Linked DNA regions of Homo sapiens: region 2 is linked to region 1. Evidence: read pairs that join two places in POLR2A ChIA-PET (ENCODE). Cell type or tissue: A673. All regions are shown on one strand. Each heading gives the region's core, and the rest is flanking DNA. Links, peaks and the distances in the headings are about the cores only.

Region 1 (17,724 bases), core at 5,416-9,415:
TAGACATACGTACCCTTTTATGATAATATACTTTCATTGTCATAAACTAGAAGTGACCTCATAAATCATTCTGTCATTACAGGTACTTTCAGAAAGAATAATCTAATATCAGGTATGAAATTTTAAAACTTATTTTGGCAGATGCTCTCAATTTAGTTGGTTTACATCCAACATGTCCATTCAACATCTTAGAGGTATTTTTTCCAATTGCTACATGCTGGCTACTGCTTGGGAAGTGATGTTGCTCAAAAACAGAATTTCTGGGGTGGTAGACTGGTAGTACCTACTCTAAATTTTTTTCCTTCTAAAGTTAGTGCAGAACTCTGAGTCTGGATAATTCATTCACATGTAAAGGCAAACCCAAAATAGATTTTGAAGAAAAATCTTGGCCTTGCTTTCATCTTTCTGAGGGTGCATTTCCATGACAATGACCATCCAATCACAAGACGGTCTTGATCACGCTCTTAAAAAAAAATCCAACAATGGCCACCTCTCAAGTTACCAGTTTGATTTTAACCAACCACAGGTTGTGGTATAACAAAAAATAAATAAATATAATCATGCCTTGCTAAACGACAGGGATACATTCTGAGAAACGTGTCATTAGGTGATTTTGTCATTATACAAACATTATAGAATATACTTACTACAAACCCACATAGAATAGCCTATGACACACCTAGGCTATATGGTAGAACCCATTGCTACTAGGCTACAAAACTGTACAGCATGTTACTGTACTGAATCCTGTAGGCAGTTGTAACCAGTAAGTATTTGTGTATCTAAACAGGTGTAAAAACATAAAAGGTAGGCCAGGCGCGGTGGCTCACACCTGTAATCCCAGCACTTTGGGAAGCCGAGGCAGTGGATCTCTAGGTCAGGAGTTCAAGACCAGCCTGGCCAACAAAGTGAAATCCTGTCTCTACTAAAACTACAAAAATTAGCTGGGCACAGTGGCAGGTGCCTGTAATCCCAGCTACTCGGGAGGCTCAGGCAGGAGAATCATTTGAACCTGGGTGGCAGAGGTTGCAGTGAGCCAAGTTCATGCCACTGCACTCCAGCCTGGGTGACAGATTGAGACTCTGTCTCAAAAAAAAAAAAAAAAAAAAAAAAAAAAAAAAAAAAAAAAAACCAACCAAACAAAAAAAACCATAAAAGGTAAAATAAAAATATGGTATTAAAAAATGGTGTCCAGGCACGATGACTCAAGCCTGTAATCCCAGCACTTTGGGAGGCCAAAGCAGAAGAACTGCTTGAGCCCAGGAGTTTCAAGACCAGCCTAGAAAGACCCTGTCTCTACAATTTTCTTTTTTTTTTATTTAGCCAGGCATGGTGGCATCCTGAGTAGTTCCAGCTACTCAGAAGGCTGTGGTGGGAGGACCACCTGAGCCTGGGAGGTTTGAGGCTACAGTGAGCTATGATCATGCCACTGCACTCCATCTGGGGCAACAGAGCAAGACCCTGTCTCAAAAAGAAAAGAAAAAATGATATACCTGTATAGGGTCCTTACCATGTATGGTTGCTGCTCTTGGGGAGTCAGAGAGTGAGTGGTGAGTAAATGTGCTTACTGTGCTCTACTGCAGACTTTCTAAACACTGTATACTTAGGCTGCACTAAATTTATATAATTTTTTCCCTCATTCAATAATAAACTACCTTAGCTTACTATAACTTTTTTACTTTATCAGTTTTTAAATAACTTTTTGATATTTAGCTAAAAATATAAACACATTGTATAGCATACAAAAATATTTTCTTTATATGCTTATTCTATAAGCTTTTTTCTATTTCTAAAATTTTTAACTTTTTTGTTTTACTTTTTAAACTTGTCAAAAGCTAAGACATAAACACAGAGGGTCTACACAGGGTCAGGAACATCAACGTCATTGTCTTCCACCTCCACATCCTGTCCCACTGGAAGTTCTCAGGGGCAATAACACACAGGGAAGTATCCTCTCCTATGATAACAATGCCTTTTTCTGGAACACCTCCTGAAAGACCTGCCTGAGGCTGTTCTGTTTAGCTTTTTTTTTTTAATAATCAGAAAACACTCTAAAATAATAATAACTAGTGTAGTAAATACATAAACCAGTAACACAGTCATTTATCATCATTATCAAGTATTATGTACCGTAAATAATTGTATGTACTATGCTTTTCCACAGCTGGCAGTACAGTGGGTTTGTTTACACCAGCATCACTGAGTAATGTGTTGCACTATGACGGTGACAATGTTACTGGATGATAGAATTTGTTAGCCCCATCATAATCTTATGGAACCACCATCATAAATGAGGCCAGTGGCTTATGTGGAACATTACTGTATTTGGTCTTTGTCCCCAGGTTCCTGGCACAGACTTCCTAAAACACTGGAATCTCGTGAGTGATAAAGAGCGTCTTTTGTATTCTCATGAGATGACTCAAAGCTGCGGAGGGAGGGAGGTGCCTCGAGAGCTTCTAGATGGGGTCTAGCCACCAGAAAGATCCAGCCAGGATTAAAAGGTTGGAACTTTCAGCCCCACCCGACAGTCCACTTCTCAAGAGGGGAGGGGACAGCAGATAGAGTTAAATCACTAAGGCCTAGGCCTCGCGCAGTGGCTGACTCTTGTAATCCCAGCACTTTGTGAGGCTGAGGTTGGACTGATTACTTGAATCAGGAGTTCAAGACCAGCCTAGCCAAAATGGTGAAACCCCATCTCTACTAAAAATACAAAAATTATCCAGGCGTGGTGGCATGCACCTGCAGTCCCAGCTACTTGGGAGGCTGAGGCAGGAGAATTGCTTGAACCCGGGAGGCAGAGGTTGCAGTGAGCTGAGATTGCTCCACTGCACTCTAGCCTGGGTGACAGAGTGATACTCTGTCTCAAAAACAAACAAACAAACAAACAAAAATCACCAAGGGCTAATGATTTAATCAATCATGCATAGGTAATGAACCTCCAAGAAAAACCCTTAAATGTCGAAGTTCTGAAAGTTTCCAGGGTGATGAACACACTATGCGTCTGCGAAGGTGGTGCACCCAGAGAGGGCATGGAAGCTTGTTGGCACCACCCCTGAATCCCCCAACCTACCACCCCTGAGTCCCCCATACCTTGCCCTCTGCCTCTCTTCCATTGGGCTGTTCCTGAGTTATATCCTTTATAATAAACTGGTTAAGTGTAAGAAAAGTGTTTTCCTGAGTCCCCTGCGCAGTTCTAGTGAACTCTCAAACCTGAGGAGGCGGTCATGGGAAACCCCAAATTTGCAGTCAAGGTGGACAAAAGTACAGGTGGTCTGGGGACCTGGGACTTACAACAGAGCTCTTAAATCTGTGGAGTCTGAGGCTAACTCTGAGAAGTTAGTGTCAAAATTGAATGGAATTGTTGGACACTCAACTGGTGTTGGAGAACCAGAGAACACCTCTAGTGAAGGAAATAAAAGCATTTCACTCCAGAATATGCTTCTTTGACATGTTTTGAGATGGCTGTTCAGAGGGCTTGCAAACAGAAGTACCCCTGCAAAGCTGTCTTTCATGGGGGAGTTTTGCATCAATCCAGCCAGGTCTTCCCTTGTCCTGATCTAGGAAAGATTTAACTGAGAGTCGGACACCTTTAAAGATCTGAAAGAAGCATTTACCACCTATCCTCTCTGATGGCTGCCACCTATCAGGTTTCATCTGTATAACAAGACTACCTTCACAAGCCAGGCCTCCTCCTCTTCTTTCCTTCCCCATAATCTATCTTGCCACTGTAATCTTGATTTTTGGCCATGCCCTGAGCCCCATTCTTTCCGTGACCTCAAGATGGTATAGAAGCTTCTGCACCCCATTGTAGGCTTGGGTAAACACTTCATGGTCTCCCAAACACTTGGGTTCTCCTCATGAATGTTAAAAAAAAATTGTATGCTTCTCTCTTATTAATCTGCCTTTTATGAGTTCATTTTTCAGTGAAGCTTCAGAGGGTGAAGGGGAAGTTTTTCCTTAGCCCCTAGAGAGTTAAGGACTAGGAAGGGCTTTGTTATCAAAGGGACTGGCGTGTGCTCTACTCATTAAGAGGAAGAAATATGGGAAGGAGTCCCTTTTTAACACCGACCATGAAGTAGTTCTGCATCAGTCATACAACTAAGAGCAGCATGCAATTTACTGTCCCATTTTTCATGCCAATTTATATGTTCCCTGGTCTGGACTTTCCATTTTTAAATAGTATATCGTAATTTCTTTAATAAGTGCAATGATGAGAAAATATAATAGCATATGGATGATCTCAGCCTCCTTCCTCATGCTGCCTCCTAAGGGAACTCTGGGTTTGTTTCCTTTTCCTGGTTCTGAGCTTATGAACACAGGTGTGGGAAATGAATTAGGGGGAGAAGTGGAAAAAGAAATATAGTGAGAGAAGAAATAGAAGAAAATAAACCTAAAAGGAAAGAAGGGGAAAAGGTAAGGACATGAGGAGATACACTGACTGGATATGGGAAGGGTTTCAAAAAGGAGAAAGAGTTTGGGGAAGTAGCTGAGAGACATGTAAAAGGTCAGAGAGATGGAGAAAGAGGATTTTAAAGTTTTATCAAATATATGGCATTTATTACCCCCTTGGATGTTTTCTGAAAGGTGAAGTAAATATTTATTTTCAATTATTTTCTCTGATATACTTATTTCTTTGAATGTGACTTAATCCTGGGACTGGACCAAGGCATGGCTGGTTATACACAGGTGACACACGTGTACTTTTCTGAAGATGCCTTAAAGGTGGAGCATGTATGAATGAATGAATGAATGAATGAGAAACAAACTTCAATCCGGGAAAGATGAAGCAGGCTAATTATAAGTTATCTATGTCAAATTTCATAAATTGATATAAACCTTGAATCAGACCATGTTACATAGACTTTTAGGCTAATTTCTCAAGCAAAGTCGCTTTACACACATACAATGAGAGAAATCAAACTTCACTCAACATTTATCTAATTTAAAGAATAATGTAAGGTATTTTGTGAGGAGATAACTACCCCAAGACCTAACAATTCCCCACTGCTTGAACACTTTGCCCCAAATGGAGAGCTGGAATTTCCTATCATAAATGTTTCTTCATACTTAATATGTCACCTGGCACACACAGGTGCAACCAACTTCCTAATATGAAATTAACTAAGTTATCAAGCACCCTCTCCAGTAGCAGACTTTACCAAGAAAGTTTTGCTTTGATTTTACTACGTGTTCTTTTTTATTTTTTAGTAGTTGTTGATAAAAGGCAAGGTAATTTCTCATAGATGTGTACTTGTTTATGTGGTTTTAAATGTTCTGCTCCCAGGCATTCCTTTTAATTTCAATACAGTTTCTAAAACTCTCTTGAACATTTGTAATGTTGGAATAATAGTCATCCAAATTTCCTGTGGATTTCCATACTCCTGCATTAAGCCATAAGAAAACTCAGCTGGACTTTATTTTGGCTGAGTTAAAGGCGGTTTTGAAGAAAACCAAAATGGAATGATAACAATATTTTATCAGATGGGGGAAAATAAATATGTTTTTAACTATTACTGAGACTCTGCAGGGAGTATATCAGCTACAGTTCAAACAAAAGCCAAATCAGGGAAAATTTCATTGCTGTTTGTATGGATTAGACCAAAGAATCTTCAATCTTTAATCATCTACATCAAAGGGTCCCTTAAAAAGAGGGGCTCAATATTTTAACGCATGTATACATTACAACTTCACAATGGCATCAGCAAAAATGAAAATTCATATTTACCAACCATTATGTCCCTGGCATGACAACTATACATTTTTTAAAGTGCTCTTTATTCATAAATTAATTTTTCTATATTCAGATACTGTTTTAGTGGAGTTGTGGTATTAAACACTAAATTGAGTTTTCTGAATTCTACATAAAGCTGTCACAATATTAAAAATTCTAAAACAGTTTAAGATGAAAATATAATTACCTAAACTAATGAAAGAATTTGTACCTTTTCCATTTTGTTTCCAAGAAGCGTAAATCATAGAATCTCAAGTAGGAAAGTTCTTTAAAGGTTATCTTGTCAAATCATCCATTCAATGATGGAATTAACTATGATATTTACAGTGACATGTACAGTGTCTAAAAACTCACTGAGACTCAAAGCATGTCATTCTCCTTTTTAAAAGCTTTAAATCCAGTGCCTAGTACAGTGCCTGACATACTACAGAAAACTGCAGTAGATTTCAATGGCCTCCCTACAATCTATTCCTTATTCTGTAATACCAGATCTGGGTAGGACTCATCCTAGCTCCAGGAAGGACATCTTTATGTGGGCCTGTCCAATCAAAGCACTGAGTCTCTGCCTCTGCCAGTGGCAGCCACTACTCCAAAACCTAGCACCGGCTCTAAGTTGGTCCAATCCCTGTGAGTCTCAGGACTTGTGAGACCTAATAGCAAGCATTTGCTTTGCCTGCTGTTGCATAATAGAGATTCTGACTTAGCAGCATTTATCAAGTAAAGCCTGAAAAAGGAAGCTAAAAGAAAGGAAGGATTTAGATACAGACAAACTGAGTCATAATGACATTATTTGAGTCCCAAATCCAGGCATTCCTGATGTCAAATCTTATCTGGGACTTTTTACTTATGTGAACCAGAAACTCCATATTCCTTTTTTTTTTTCTCCTAAGGTAGTCTGATCTGTTTTCTGTTACTTGACCTAGAAAGGGGAAAGAGCTTCCTGACTATTACAGGAATTTGCGTAAGTAAGGTTGCTCCATGCCAACAACACAAAAATGTGGATTGGCTGAGCTGGGTTTGGATGATACTTGGAAACTTAGCAGTCTTTATCACATGAAAATAACATGGATAGCTGTTGTATCTTAAGATTAGATTGTGTGCCTATCAAGGCTGCATTATTGGGGAACTCAGGAAATTTTAAAGATTCTGGAATAAGTGTTCTACCTCTTTTAGCCTGAGAAAAGAAAAGAACTTTTATCTGGGAAATATACATCCTTTTAAATTATCAGGCTGCAGAGACACTAAAATGAGACTGCAATCACATCTTACTTCCCGCTGGAGCTATGTATTCATCTCCAGAACCAGCCTGCTATTGCCACAAGCAGCTATAAATTAATCTAATAATGCCACACCAGACACTATAACTTAATGCATAGCCAATCACTAATCAATGCTATTTCTGTAAGCCAACAAGAATTCCTGGCACATCACTTTGTATCAGCCCACTTCCTATCTCTTTTTTGCCTTTAAAAATCAACTTGTAACTGCTGCTAATCAGAGTGTATATTCAGGGCATCTTCAATCTATGCTCCTGGGCTACAATCCTCAAGTTTGGCTCAAATCAACTCTACCTGCATTAATTTTGCCTCAGCTTCTTCCTTTTAGGTCAGCAAGACTTCAGTGAGGTCTTAAAAGAAACACGCAAGCTTGAGATATCATTGGTCTGCTAAAGTAGAGTGAGATGAAAGCACAACTCTGCTAAGAGAAAACCTCTGTCTGTGGCTTGCAGCAGCTGAGAGTCTGGTGACCCTGGTTAAATAACAACCTCTTAAGACCTCAGTAGCTCACCTCTACCAAGAAGTTAGCTTAGGTTGTTTTTAAGATATTTTCCATCCCTAAATGTCTATAACAATAAACAACTAAGTAAATAAATGAATCTAGATCATATGGGGATTATCTGATGAACAAAAATCTTCCGTTTTTTTAATCAAACTTTAAAGAATTTTCTTTTACCTACAAGGGATTAATTATACTATGTTCACATGTATTTAATAAGTATTATTTACATTTTAAAGTCACTTTAGTTTTCTCTAGTGATGATTTCAGACACACAAATAATTGTATCATGAGAACTTTTTATGGTTAAAACCAAATATTTGTTTTTATTAAAACAAAAACAAAAATAAGCTGCCCACATATTTCTGTTAATACTCTTCCACTGTGTATGAAAGTACATCTTATTTTTAAAGATCATTTTGTCACGTCTTAATAATCCTACCGACCAAATGTTTTTGCAAGCATTACGATTTTAAAAAAATAATAAAAGCTTTGCAGTTTAACATGACAATTTTTTTAAATTCTATTATTATTTCTCAGAGGAAACAACACTGTAGAATCAACAAAAAGGAAGGAAGAGACAAAGGGAAGAAGGGCCTTACTTAAGCTAGTGTTAACTTTATAATTTCTCTGCAGTTAGAAGTTAGGGGCAAAACTGAGTTTTGGGGGAGTGAGAGGAGGTCAGGGATATGTCTTAAAGCTGCACCAGCTAAGCAACCTGACTCCTTTTATTAGAACTGCATGTTTATTTGGGGTGGCCTGTGGAACGTGCTGATGGCAATGGCACAGGTGAATGGAGAGAGAAGCCACAGCCCCCAAAGCACCCCTTGCCACCACCCTGATTGAAACAAGACATCAGCCTCATTTATTCCCTCCCCCTGTCCCTCCCCCTCCCCCCCTCCCTTTCCTTTCCTTTTCTTTTGACAGAATCTTGCTCTGTTGCCTAGACTGGAGTGCAGTGGTGTGATCTCAGCTCACTGCAACTTCTGCCTCCCAATTCTCCTGCCTCAGCTTCCCGAGTAGCTGGGATTACAGGAGCCTGTCACACCTCGCTAATTTTTGTATTTTTAGTACAGACAGGGTTTCACCATGAGGCCAGGCTGGTCTCAAACTCCTGACTTCAAGTAATGCACCTACCTCAGCCTCCCATAGTCCTGGGATTACAGGTGTGAGCCACCAAGCCCGGCCAGCCCCATTATTTCCAAGAGTTTTAGCTGTCTGCCTACTCAACTGTTTTATGTTTGATCTTCATAATAAGCAAATTTATCTGTCCTGGTTTCCACTTTTTTCTTAATTTCTCATTTTCTCTTTAATGAGGTTAAACTATGCAAATCACTTACAATTTATGACTTCAAATTCACAAATTTCTAGTGCCAATAGTTTCACTCTGCGGCAACACAAACTGGAGCAGAAGTTTTATTTTGAAGATATGTTTCATTAAGCATGATTTCTGGAAGTTGAAAAATAACTTACATAATATGCAAGAAAGAAAACTATTCTGAAGTTCCAGAGAGAAACTGAAACGATTTGGTGGGCAGAACACATGGCAGGGGAGAAAGGAGGTCTGGAGACCATGCCATGCTGTGACACAACAGTGTGGCGATGTCCCACAGACCTGAAATCTGGAGCAGCCGAGGCTGCAGAAAATAACAAGGTGGCTGAGAGATCCAGCGGTTCCTCCTGTGTCCTGCCAAAGAACATCCACTTTGTAGCAGCACTTCCCCAGGAGCTAAGCTTGGTGCTGAGTTTCACTGTAACTGGCTGTGAATTCTGAACAGCCCACCAGCCAAAGCTGATATAAAACTGTGATCTTTGAGCATCCTTGGTATGCTAGGCCCTTAAGGGCCCTAAGTGAAGGCTCTTCACTGCCCCATGACAAATGGGACTAGTTAAAACCAATCATTTGTGGCCTTATGGACTCATTTCCTCTATCCAGGCTGCAAACTTCATTTCCCCTATCCAGGGTACAAACTTCAATCTCTAAGTAGCATTACCAATGAACATGTGTGTGTCCTCTTGCCTGGCAAATAATAAAATAATTTACTGCTTGTTTTGTTCATCCCTTAAGTAGTTAAAAGAGAGTAAAGTATTTGGGGGCTCCCTAGCAGGGGGATAAAAGCAACCAAAATTTGACCTGGGTAGGGTTAGGCAGGTTTAGCGCACAAAATGTCAAAGTGGCAGAGAGCCTCCTAAAAATTATTATAGCCATCACTCAAGAGGAAATTGTCCAGACACATGATCAAGAGATTGACTGTCATGGAAGAAACCTGAAATGATTCCCTAGTGCCTTTGAAATTATTGGTAGAAATTTTGTAGATTTGGATTAATTATTTTTTTTTATTTTTAGGTGAAGATTTTAACTGTCAATCAAAAGGGAGATACGGAAGAAGTATAGAGCAGATAACACTGTGAAAGAATTGACGCAAACAAGCCCAGTGTGGCGGCTCATGTCTGTAATATGTTCTTCCGAAACAAATTCTGTCAACTCCATCACAAATGAGTCTGTGGAAGAACCAATGCTGAAAGCATCTCAGTAAACAAATATGGCCCAATAAACTCAAGTTTCTAATGGGCAGGCATATAGGGGATGGCGAGAAGGCACATAATAGAGCTCAAACGAAAGCAAAAAGCAAATGACAGAAGTCTATAGGAACAGGCATAGAAAGTGAAAGCTCAGCATATGCAGAAGTTTGTAAACAATGCAAAGGAAAACTAACGAGAAAATTATAGGGATGTTGAGAGGCTGAAGAGGCAAGAAGCAATAGGCCCACTGGGTGAAGTTAAGCTGTAAGAGAGAGAAAACAGGTCTAGTCCAATCCTATTTTTAGCTTTAGCAAAGAGAATAGGCAAAAAATTAAAAAGGATGACATATCCATGGCTAAGAAGAAAGTGAAATCCAGGATGAAGTCTCTAGTCCTGTCAAAGCAACCCTCTGAGTTGCAGTACCATTACCAGTAATCTCAAAAGAATCACTGAGAAAGAAAATTGGAAGTAGGAAAAAAAAAAAACAAACAAACCTGGTTTTCAAAAGAAATAAAAAATTTGGAAATGACACACCGAGTAGCTTGATATCAACTGTCAGAAAAATAAACTGATAGCTCATTAATCATTTGTGATTACCTGAAGATAAATTATTGACTTCTAGGAACCACTATAGGTACACTAAAATGAGTGACTCTAAATGAACATAATTATCTTTTTTGGTTGGGCTAGATTTGGCATATTGATGGGCCAGTCACAGGAGGTAGTATAGAAAGATTTCACTAAGGCCCCTGAAAATGTCACTACTTTTCTTAAGGTAAGATGGAAACAGCTGGACTAGAGAATTCGGTTAACTTAGAGGAAACTGATTTATAGCAAACTGAAATACTTAACGATAACTATTTCATGTACTGACAGTACTAATATGCCATAATGCATAAAGCTTTCCAATTCAGCCTTTTAATCAACTACTTGGATAAGAACATAACACATGCTATTCAAGTTGCATATCTGACGCAATCTAGGGAGGGCAGAAAATATGTTCAATGTTAAAAATCAGGCTTCAAAATTCCTGGAAAATAGAATAATAGACAGAAAACAAACAAGACAAAATTCCAATTCAGATGGAAAAACACTTTTCCCCCCTCACTATGAGCATAATTTCTGTCAACAAAATAATGAAATGTGGTGTTTATTAATAAAAGTAAAGGATAAGTATATATATCTATACACACACACACACACACACATACACACACACACACACACACACATATATATATATATATAAAATATATAGAGAGAGACACAGGGCCTCACTTTGTCACCCAATCTGGAGTGCAGTGCCATGATTAAAGCTCACTGCAGCCTTGACTTCTCAGGCTCAAGCAATCCTCCCACCTCAGTACCCCAACCCCTAGGCCCCTGCCAGTAACTGGGACTACAGGCACTCACCACCATGCCTGGTAATTTAAAAAAATTTTTTGTAGACACAAGGTCTCACTATGTTGCCCAGGCTGGTCTTGAGCTTCTGGCCTCAAACAATCCTTCCACCTCAGCCTTCCAAAGTGCTGGGATTACAGGTGTAAGCCACCTTGCCTGGCCTAATATTCTTATATTTGCATTAATCAGGTCATATCAAGATGGCAAAGAATCTGAAAACTCCATCTTAGGTGGAGAGATTTAGAAACTTATGATACTCATCCTGGAAAAGGTTCAGGGATGGAAAGGTACGATACTCATCCTGGAAAAGGTTCATGATGTTGTCTTTAAACACATGCAATGATAATATATGAAAGATGGATTTGATTTATTCTGTATGGATTCGAAGTAACAAGGAATAAATAGAATAAGCTGAAAGGAAATAAAATTTAACCAAAAATTTAAAAACAACTTCCCTCTAACAAGAGTTTTTCAAGCAAGAAATAAGCAGCCTTGAGGGTCCTTGAGACATTGTTATAGCTCGAAAAGTTCAAGTCCAGGCTGAAAACATTCTATTTGTCAAAGGCAGTAGATATTCCAAACCTAGCATGGTAGCCCACACGACCTCCATATTTCGACTAAAAGATTTTATAATTCTGAAATTAGGCATGATGCCTGTATTAAGGAGGTTAAGTGGAAGAAGAAAAATATCAAGTTAACATGAACCTGACACTTAGAAAAGAAAATGCTGTGTTTTCTTTCTAATCTCTCAATTACTTCTTCTAGGATTCCAGGGCATTGTCTGATTACTATATTACCTGGTGCTTCTATACTCTTAGAGGGGGACGTTAGTTCCTCATATGATATGACTATACAGCTAAAGCCACTGTGAAACAGTGCACTAAATTAGAATTTTGAATGCAGGAAAAGAAATTTACTAGTTGTTATCAGATCTACACAGACATAACCACTTCACCGCAGGTTGTTTACTTGAGAAAACACAGGAACATCTTTGCTAGTGGCTTCCTTTGCTGGAGAGGATGCTGCAGCACACCCAACTATTCTCAACAAACACAACGTATATCAAGTTCCTACACCGATGTCACTGCTTACAGCATTAAGATTAGCATCCTTCATTTAAAACAGATATGAATGATTGGTCCTCACTTAAAACAGGATAACTATACTAATACACTAATATATTAAAATCCAGTCACATAGTTTATTTTAAAAATTCCTATTAATAAGGAAAAACTTAATACCACCAAGGTGCTCTAACTCCTAGCATTGTACATCTGTCTCTTAAAATAATATGTAAAAGTTCTACTAAAAAAATTGAAACAGGAGCTCAAATACTTTTGGACATAGATTATAAAGAGGACATATTATAATAATTTGTTACCAATGGTTATAAAAATTTTTTATGGAAAAATGTCTAAACTTTAAAATTTTATTTTTAGAGATTAAAATTTTAAATATAAATTCTAAAATTTCTAAATTAATGTTTTCATCTAAGATATTACAATTAAAAAATTCTCTTATGGAAGAGAATGTTCTAATTATTTTTACATTCTATTTAAAGGGCACTATGGAGGTAGCAGTTAAGAATAAAGGCTTTGGAATTAGATACAAGTAGGAAGAGACCCTGGCTCCATTATTTGCTAGCTATGGAACTTGGGGAGTTATTAAACCACTCCAAGCCTGTTTCCTTGCCTATAAAAATGAGAAAACTAATACCATAGTGAGGTCATATTTGTAAATCTCCTGGCACAGCATGAGTGTGCAATCAGCAAAACAGAGCCCACAGTGCCACCAATCCGCACAAGTAAAACTAAAACACATTACAGGTCCTAGACAGCCAGCCTAGGTGCATGTATCCCAGTATGGCTCCTCTCCTGCCTTGCTTCTTTGCTAATATCCTCATGGCATTAAGTAACCACCAGTCTTCAAGTGGACATCCCTGAGGGATCCCTTTCTGATGCACCATCCTCATTAGCCAACAAGCATGCTCTAATGCCTCCTCTTCCTCTTCCATCTTCAAAAACTCACCATTCCTTGACTCTCACATCTTCCTCCTGCCAAGGCCTGAATATTTGGCTTCCCTTCCCAGCCGATTTCCCAAAAGAATTAGCTAGAAGCTTGGTCTCCACTCCCTTACCTCCTATTCACATCAAACTGGCTTCTCCCACCACTGTGCTGAAACTGCTTTTATCCAATCAATTATCAGTGACCTCCAAGTGTCAATCTTAATGGATACTTTGCAGTCCTCATCTTAATTTACCTCTCAGCTACTTGCAAACCTGCTGATCATTCGCTCCTTGAAATTCTCTCTTCTCTCAGCTGCAGTGATTCTATCTCTTCTGAGTTTCATCCTACTTCTCTTTCTGTACTAGACCACCAAATGTTGAAATTTCCTAATTCTGTTCCCATTCTTTAGTTCTGTTCTTTTTTCACTTTATATGCCCTGCCTATATGATGTCATCCTTTCCCATGGCTGAGGCCAACAACTCTGAAATTTCCATCTCAGTCCAGAACCTGTTTTCAATCCAGATTTACACATACCCAATTGTGTATTTAGTGGTTGTCTTGTAAGCATCTCAAACTTAACGTATTAAATTCTTGAGATACTCTCTCAAAACTGTTGTTTTTCTAGTTTTCCCATTCCAGATAATGGCACCTCCATCCATCTAGCTGTTCAATCCAAATTCCTAAACATGGCCAAGAAGGCCCTGCATGATCTGCCTCAGCCTACCTCTTAACATTGCCTGTGCATTTCTCCCAAAAAAGCACTGTGTTCAAGGAACATTGGCCATCTTGCAGATCCAGGAAGCTGCCAAGCTTTTTGTCACTTTAAGGACTTTTCATCCAAGGATTCTCCCTACCTAGAATATTCCCGTCCTTCCCTCTCTCCCTAGCCCTTCTCCTAAACACACAGATTACCTGGTGAACTCCTGCTTGTACCCAAGATCATTAAAAGTCATTAACACATGAGTATTAAATGACCTTTAAATGTCATTTTCTCCAAAGGTCCTTGAACATAACTTGTGTCTAAAGTGGATACTACTTTTGCACTTCTCTTTTATGATGTCTTGTTGCTTTCCCTCACAGCAAATACAGCCATTTATAATGACATATGGATTTGATGTTCTTCTTTAATGTCTGCTATGGTTTGAATGTTCCCTCCAAAACTCATGTTGAAATGTAATTGCCATTGTGACAGAATTAAGAGGTGGCACTGTTAAGAGGTGATTAGGCCAAGTGGGTTCCATCCTCATTAATGGATAAATGTTATTATTGTGGGAGCATGCTGGTTATTAGAAGAGTGCATTTTTATAAAAGTGAGTTTGGCCCTCTCTTGCTTGCTCACTCTCACTTTTTTTTTTTTTTTTTTTTTTTTTTTTGAGATGGAGTTTCACTCTTGTTGCCCAGGCTGGATTGCAATGGCGCAGGTCTCAGCTCACCACAACCTCTGCCTCCGGGGTTCACACAATTCTCCTGCCTCAGCTTCCAGATTACAGGTGTGCGCCACTACGCCCAGCTAATTTTGTATTTTTAGTAGAGACAGGGCTTCTCCATGTTGGTCAGGCTGATCTCAAACTCCTGACCTCAGGTGATCCGCCCGCCTGAGACTCCCAAAGTGCTGGGATTACAGGCATGGGTCACCGCGCCCAGCCCACTCTCACCCTTTCTTGCCCTCCCACCTTCCACCATGGGGTGATACAGCATGCAGGCCCTTGTCAGATGCTGGCACCATGCTCTTGGACTTCCCAGACTCCAGAACTGTGAGCCAAATAAATTTCTGTTCATTGTAAATTACCCAGTCTGTGACATTGTGTTAAAGCAACACAAAATGAACTAAGACAACGTATTTGTGAAAAGTATTCTCCATAAGGGCAAGGACCATATTTGTTTTGTTTACCAATCTACCGTCTGGGCTTAATAGGCACAGGCACATAAGGTCTCTCTGAGATGCAAGCAATGCATATGTTTCTCTTCATAACATAAAGAATATTACCTAAATTCTTACATTTAATTACATGAAAGAACTGAGAGAAGTCTTAAATATCTAGTTGCATCGGCTAATATAAAAACCAAAATGGTCATTATTCAAAATCACAGAAAGGTTTTCCTATGCATTAAAAACAAATAGGAAGAAGGAGGTAAAGATTACATATATTGGATTTGTAACCCAATTAATTTTGTAATTTTTCATTTTAAATGATTCATTAAAATAATGCGCTTTTTTTTTTTTTCTTTTAGAGACGGAGTCTTGCTCTGTCACCCAGGCTGGCGTGCAGTGGTGGAATCTTGGCTCACTCACTGCAACCTCTGCCTCCCAGGTTCAAGCAATTCTCCTGCCTCAGCCTCCCGAGTAGCTGGGACTACAGACACACACTGCCACGCCTGGCTAATTTTTTTTGTATTTTAGTGGAGATGGGGTTTCACTGTGTTGCCCAGCTGGTCTCGAACTCCTGAGGTCAGGCAATACACCCGCCTTGGCCTCCCAAAGTGCTAGGATTACAGGCGTGACCCACTGCGCTCAGCCAAAATAATGCCATTTCGTATAAAGTGTGCTTAAATATGAATACATGTGAGCTTACAACTAATTTTTATATTTTAAAAATCCATATACTCTTTTCAAAGAAAAATATGTTTGCATATGTATGTATGTGTGTGTATATACCTGTTTTTACATTTAAAATATATCTACCCTTATAAAATAAGAATATCGTTTATATAAACTTAGAGTTGTGGTTTAAAAAAATTAAATTTCTCTTATTGTCTAGTGACAGCAGTTGACTTGGCATAGTAGAAGAACTATCTCCCCGCCCATCCCCCTTAAAAGACAAAAAAAAAGATGTTGGAGCCATGGAAATGGAAATTGCTCAGTCCCCAGTGACCTTACCAGCATCTGCTGCAATTACCTTCTGAAAATAAAATAACCAAATTACTGTTCAGCTTTCTGCTGTGCTAACAAAATTAATCTGAAATATCAAAATTCATCTGCTTTATATTATGTATTATGTAACTTCTAAAACCAAAGCTCTTCTAGCTCTAAATCGTGAAGTACATGCACCACAGATGTCATAATCAACAGTAATATATTCTCACATACACAGGAAAAATTAATGGAATGATTAATAACTTCACTCAAATTATCCATGACAGTGATTTGATTTAAGTCACTCCACATATTCAAAAGTAAGATCAATCAATTTTATGTGTGGTTTGGTTTTTTAAAAAAATTGTTGGGTTTTTCTTGAGACAGAGTCTTGCTTTGTTGCTCAGGCTGGAACGACATGATCATAGCTCACTGTAACTTTCAATACCCGAGCTATCTTTTCACCTCCACTCCAGAGTAGCTAGGGTTACAGGCATGTGCTGTCATGTCTGGCTTTTTTTTTTTTTTTTTTTGTAGAGACAGGGTCTCACCATGTTGCCTAGGCTGATCTCAAACTCCTGGTATCTAGCACTCCTCCCACCTAGGCCTCTCAAAACGCTGGGATTACAGGTGTGAGCCACTGTGTCTGGCTGATCAATTATAATTCTTTTTGAGATGGAGTTCCCTCTTGTCACTCAGACTGGAGTACAATGGCTTGATCTCGACTCCCTGCAATGTCCGCCTCCTGGGTTCAAGCGAATCTCCTGCTTCTGCCTATAAAATTAGCTGGGTGTGGTGGCAGGTGCCTATAGTCCCAGCTACTCCAGAGGCTGAGGCAGGAGAATGGCGTGAACCCGGGAGGCGGAGCTTGCAGTGAGCCGAGATCACGCCACTGCACTCCAGCCTGGGCAACAGAGCAAGACTCCGTCTCAGGGAGAAAAAAATTAAAAAAGAGATGGAGGAGAGGAGACAGTTTAAATCACTTTTCTTTCCCTGGAATCTGTCTTGGAGTCTGGAGTATTGGACCTTTCACTGAAGCATATGACTAAAGCAGGTTTACAGACAAGTTTTAGGGGATTTATAAACTCCCTGAAATTTACCCAACAGTTGTATCTATATATTTGTATTTTTTCTCATTTATTCCTGTATTCACCATTTAGGGAGCAAGCTTTTATATTAAAATTATTTAGTGCTTATTTTTTAAAGTATTATTCTAAAGACTTCATATATTTTAATTCATTCAATCCTCTCAATAACCTTATAAGGTAGGTACTATTATTCCCATTTTGGGGAAAACTAGACCCAAAGCTCCACAGTAGTAAGTAGTTCTATAGAGAAGAAACCTGCAGGAGGTCCAAAAGCAAAAGTCTCCCAAGTTTCACCACAATAGTTCCATCTGGGGGTTTTGTGAGATGACTTTACTGTTCTTGAA
Region 2 (4,000 bases), core at 1-4,000, 850 kb after region 1:
AGAAAATGTCTGCCAGCCTTTCACATAAGACAGGGAAGAGATAACCTTATAAAATTCTTTTGAATAAACACAAAAAGAAAGCTATTGCACCAATTATTGGTTTAATTCAACTTTTAAAAAGTCTATTTGAAATGATTAAGCATGATTACTAACATAAAGATAGGGCATACAATAATCAAAATACATTAAAGCAAAGGCTGAAGACAGCTGGAGGAAGGGATCAGATGGAAGCCATGCATTAGAGTATCTTTGTAAAAACCCAAAGGACAGCTTAAGATCAGTACTTGAATATGACATCAAAGGAAGTCTGTTGCCTGATGGTTGCCCTCCCTTTCTTCTAACCACAAAACTTTCTTGATGTGGGAGGAAAAGGGTCAACCTGACAATCACCAAAAAACAAGGTCACAAAAGAAGGTAAGGCATTTATAGAAATAGCAATCTTTGGCTTTGTAAATAGGAAAAGTTACAAATCAAGACTAATGCCAGCCTGGCAGAGAAAACAAATGCATTATTTATACTTGGAAGGGTAATTGAGGAATGCAATCTGAATTATACTCCTCTAATGGAGAAGATCATTTCTACCTTTGTGACATATCTAGAATTCATTTTAAAAGGCAATGAAAGAAATTAGCTTTCATGACCTATATCACCTCCCAAAGGCCCGCCTCATCTCTTAACACTATTGCATTGATGGCTGAGTTTCAACACATGAATTTTGGGAGGAAACAAACATTCAGATCTTTGCAGCACTTATTTGCCAAAAATCAAAGAAATACCAAAAAGTTGATTAATGTAACATAACCATGTTCACAACACCCCTTTATTAATAAATGTTAATATTTTATCATTCTGCTTCCTGGTTTTTTATATAAAAAGTACAACCTTAGAGATAAAGAATATAATTCCTTGCTACCTCTCTCTTCCTTCCCAGAGCTAGACATTCATAAATCTGATTTATGTTTTTTTTACTATACTATACACATTTCTCTGAACAATATATTGTGGCTTTATGTGTCCTTAAAATTCCACTGCTTTGAAACTGCTTTAATTCTGAAACTTGATCTTCTTTTCCTTAATATTGTATTTTCAATACATATATCATGTTAATATGTAGAGATTTAGTTAAAATTATGTGCAGTTGAATATTCTACTTTATTAATATATCAGAGTTCTCTCACACATTTCCTAATGATAGAAATTCACTTCCAAAATAACTAAGAGTATAATTGGATTATTTGTAACACAAAGAATAAATGCTTGAGTGGATGAATATACCATTTTCCATGATGTGATTATTAAGTATTACATGCCTGTATGAAAACATCTCATATAACCCATAAATATACATACCTATTATGTATCCGCAAAAATTAAAAATAAAAAGAGAAAAACAGAAATTTGTTCCCAATAATGTTGGAGTATATATTCTCATACACACATCTTACACAAGTGCAGGAGTTTTTCTGGGAACAAACAGTGTGTGAACATCCCTTTTTCCCCTATCCTAACCAGCACTTGGTACACACCAGACTTTTGGATCTTGCACTTTTAAGTGTGAGACACTATCTGGTTTTGCTGATTTAAATTATCCTATTAGTATGGATCATGTGACCTAAGAATGAGTATGAGCTTTTTTGTATACATTTATTGGCCATTAATGTCATTAAACTTTGCATTTCTTTTCTATTGGGTGCTTTGTCTTTTGCTTACTGATTTGTATGAGTTTGTATATACTATGGATAATAACCTTTTATGTCTTACATATATTATAAAACTATTTTCCCAGATGTGAATTGTCTTTTGTCTCAGTTTATAGTATCATTTTCCCCCTGCAGGAATTCTTTGCTTAGAGGGAATAAAGCTGAGTCATTTCCTTTCAGAGTTGTATTTCTCAGGTTCTAAGAAATATTTTTCCATACTAAGGTTATACAGACATCAGAAAATCAGTTCTACTAGTACACTTAAAATTTGATTACACATCTAGGTCTTTAACATATCTGGACTTCATTTCTCCATATGATGAGATTAAAAAAAACCTAATTTTTTATATGGAAAGCCTACCATCCTTGCACCTTTATTGAAATGTCCCCTCCCCTCCACTCTATTTTCTTTCTTTCTTTTTTTTTTTTTTTTTTTTGAGAAAGGGTCTCAGTCTGTTGTCCAGGCTGGAGGTGTGATCACAACGCACTGCAGCCTTGACCTCACAGTCTCAGGTGATTCCCACACCTCAAGTCTCCCTGGTAGCTGGGACTACAGGCATGCACCACCACACCTGGTTACTTTTTTGTATTTTTTGTACAGACAGGGTTTCTCTATGTTGCCCGGGTTGCTGTCGAACACTTGGGCTCAAATGATCCACCCACCTTGCCTTCCCAAAGTGCTGGAATTACAGGCGTGAGCCACTATGCCTGGCCACTCTATTTTATTGACTATAGCACAACCACAATTATATCCCAAGTTCCCATACACAAGTGGGTCTCATTATTAGCACTTTTCTCTGTTCCAGTAATTTGTTTGTACCTATAAAAATACAAAATGATTTAACTTATTGCTGTGGTGTGAATGTTTGCTTCTCCCTAAAATTCATGTAACACCAAAGGTGAATGGTATTAAGAAGTGGGGCTTTTGGGAGGTGATGGAGGGCTCTACCCTAATAAACAGGATAAATATCCTTACAAAAGAGGCTTCAGAGAGCTTGTGTTGCCCCTTCTGTCACGTGAGGATGCATAGAAGGTGCCATGCATGAGGAACAGGCCCTCACCAGACAGTGAATCTTCTGGTGCCTTGATGCTGAACTCTCAGCTTACAGAATTGTGAGCAATAAATTTCTGTCATTTATAAATTACCCAGTCTCAGTATTTTGTTGTAGCAGCACAGACTAAGACACTAACCCATTAAGTATCTTTTCCAAGAGTCTTATAGTTATTACAGGGCAAAGATTAAACCCAAATCATCTAACTCCAAGCCTCTTCCTACTGAGCCAGTAAGAAAATACTGCATTTGAAATATAGCCACAAAGCACCATAGGAAATTATCAATTAATTTCACTAGGGGTGAAAACATCGTTAGGTATCTCCCCCACACCCTTATGAAAGTGAAGCCTACCACAGAAGATGGAATAGAATGACTGGTATTAGTTTCAGTATTTAGTATCTACCTTTAATTATATAACCTGTAAGGTCCTTTTCATTAGTGACAAGTGAGGACATAAATCCACTAAACCATCACTCAGGCTCTAAATTCACATTTGTCCTGACCATATTTCACTCTCTACCTTAATCTTCTCATGTTTGTGTCCTCCTCTGTATACTAAATAAAGTACACAGTCGGAGTTCTATCCCACATCTTAGTTACCATGAAAACCAAATAATTACCAGAATCTGATTGTCTCTACATCACAAGACACAAAAGCCTTTTAAAACCAGTGGCTCTAAACCTTTTTGGGTAATGGTCCAAAGACTTAATAAATGTTATGGGCCCACTCATAAGATAAAAATTGATTTTACATAAAATTTCTGAGCATTTATGACCCTTCTGAAGACAATAAATAAATAAATAGACTCTCAAGTTAAGAACCTCTATTTGTGGTTGAGGGGGGAGCGTTGAAGAAGAAATATATAGAAAGCTTTTCCTTAAAACAAATTACTCTATGAAGTGATCCTTTTACTGTGACACCTATATGTGCTTCTTCCCTTTTCTTTCCCTTTCATGAACCAGCAGCAAACCTGCTAGCCAAGGAAAGATGAATGAATTCCCTTCACAGCTCTTCAATGTACTCATCAAAGGTAACACAGGTGAATAATGCAACCCCATTCCTATTCTTCTCACCAGGAAGTGAGTAAATTACTTTCACATACCATAAAGTCATCAACTTTTGACATATTTTACTTTATAAATGTATCAATTATATACCAAAGATGACTTGAGAAACCAGTGTTTGCATATCATCTAGAAACCAAATGCCTTTAGAGGGTAGGCACATAAAGCAATTGTTTATTAA

Evidence for each region. Peaks named below come from ENCODE experiments on the same cell type or tissue, not always from the same donor. Only the 100,000 strongest peaks of a DNase experiment are listed, where the experiment ranks them.
Region 2: POLR2A ChIA-PET joins it to region 1 with 6 read pairs; 2 of 35 experiments call an interaction of 5 or more read pairs at or near these places.

What each region holds. Positions count from the first base shown.
Region 1 is chr6:125,824,276-125,841,999 of GRCh38, reverse strand. All of the region lies in intron 2 of NCOA7 (nuclear receptor coactivator 7), which reads right to left. Among named protein-coding and RNA genes, the nearest start is that of NCOA7-AS1, 14 kb to the right of the region's middle. In A673, for the core only: no CTCF peak of the experiment used is centred there; no DNase peak of the experiment used is centred there.
Region 2 is chr6:124,982,679-124,986,678 of GRCh38, reverse strand. The region is part of intron 1 of RNF217 (ring finger protein 217); the gene reads right to left. Among named protein-coding and RNA genes, the nearest start is that of RNF217-AS1, 22 kb to the right of the region's middle. In A673, for the core only: no CTCF peak of the experiment used is centred there; DNase peaks (open chromatin) are centred at 1,568 and 1,828; H3K4me3 peaks cover 290 bases; H3K27ac peaks cover 2,938 bases.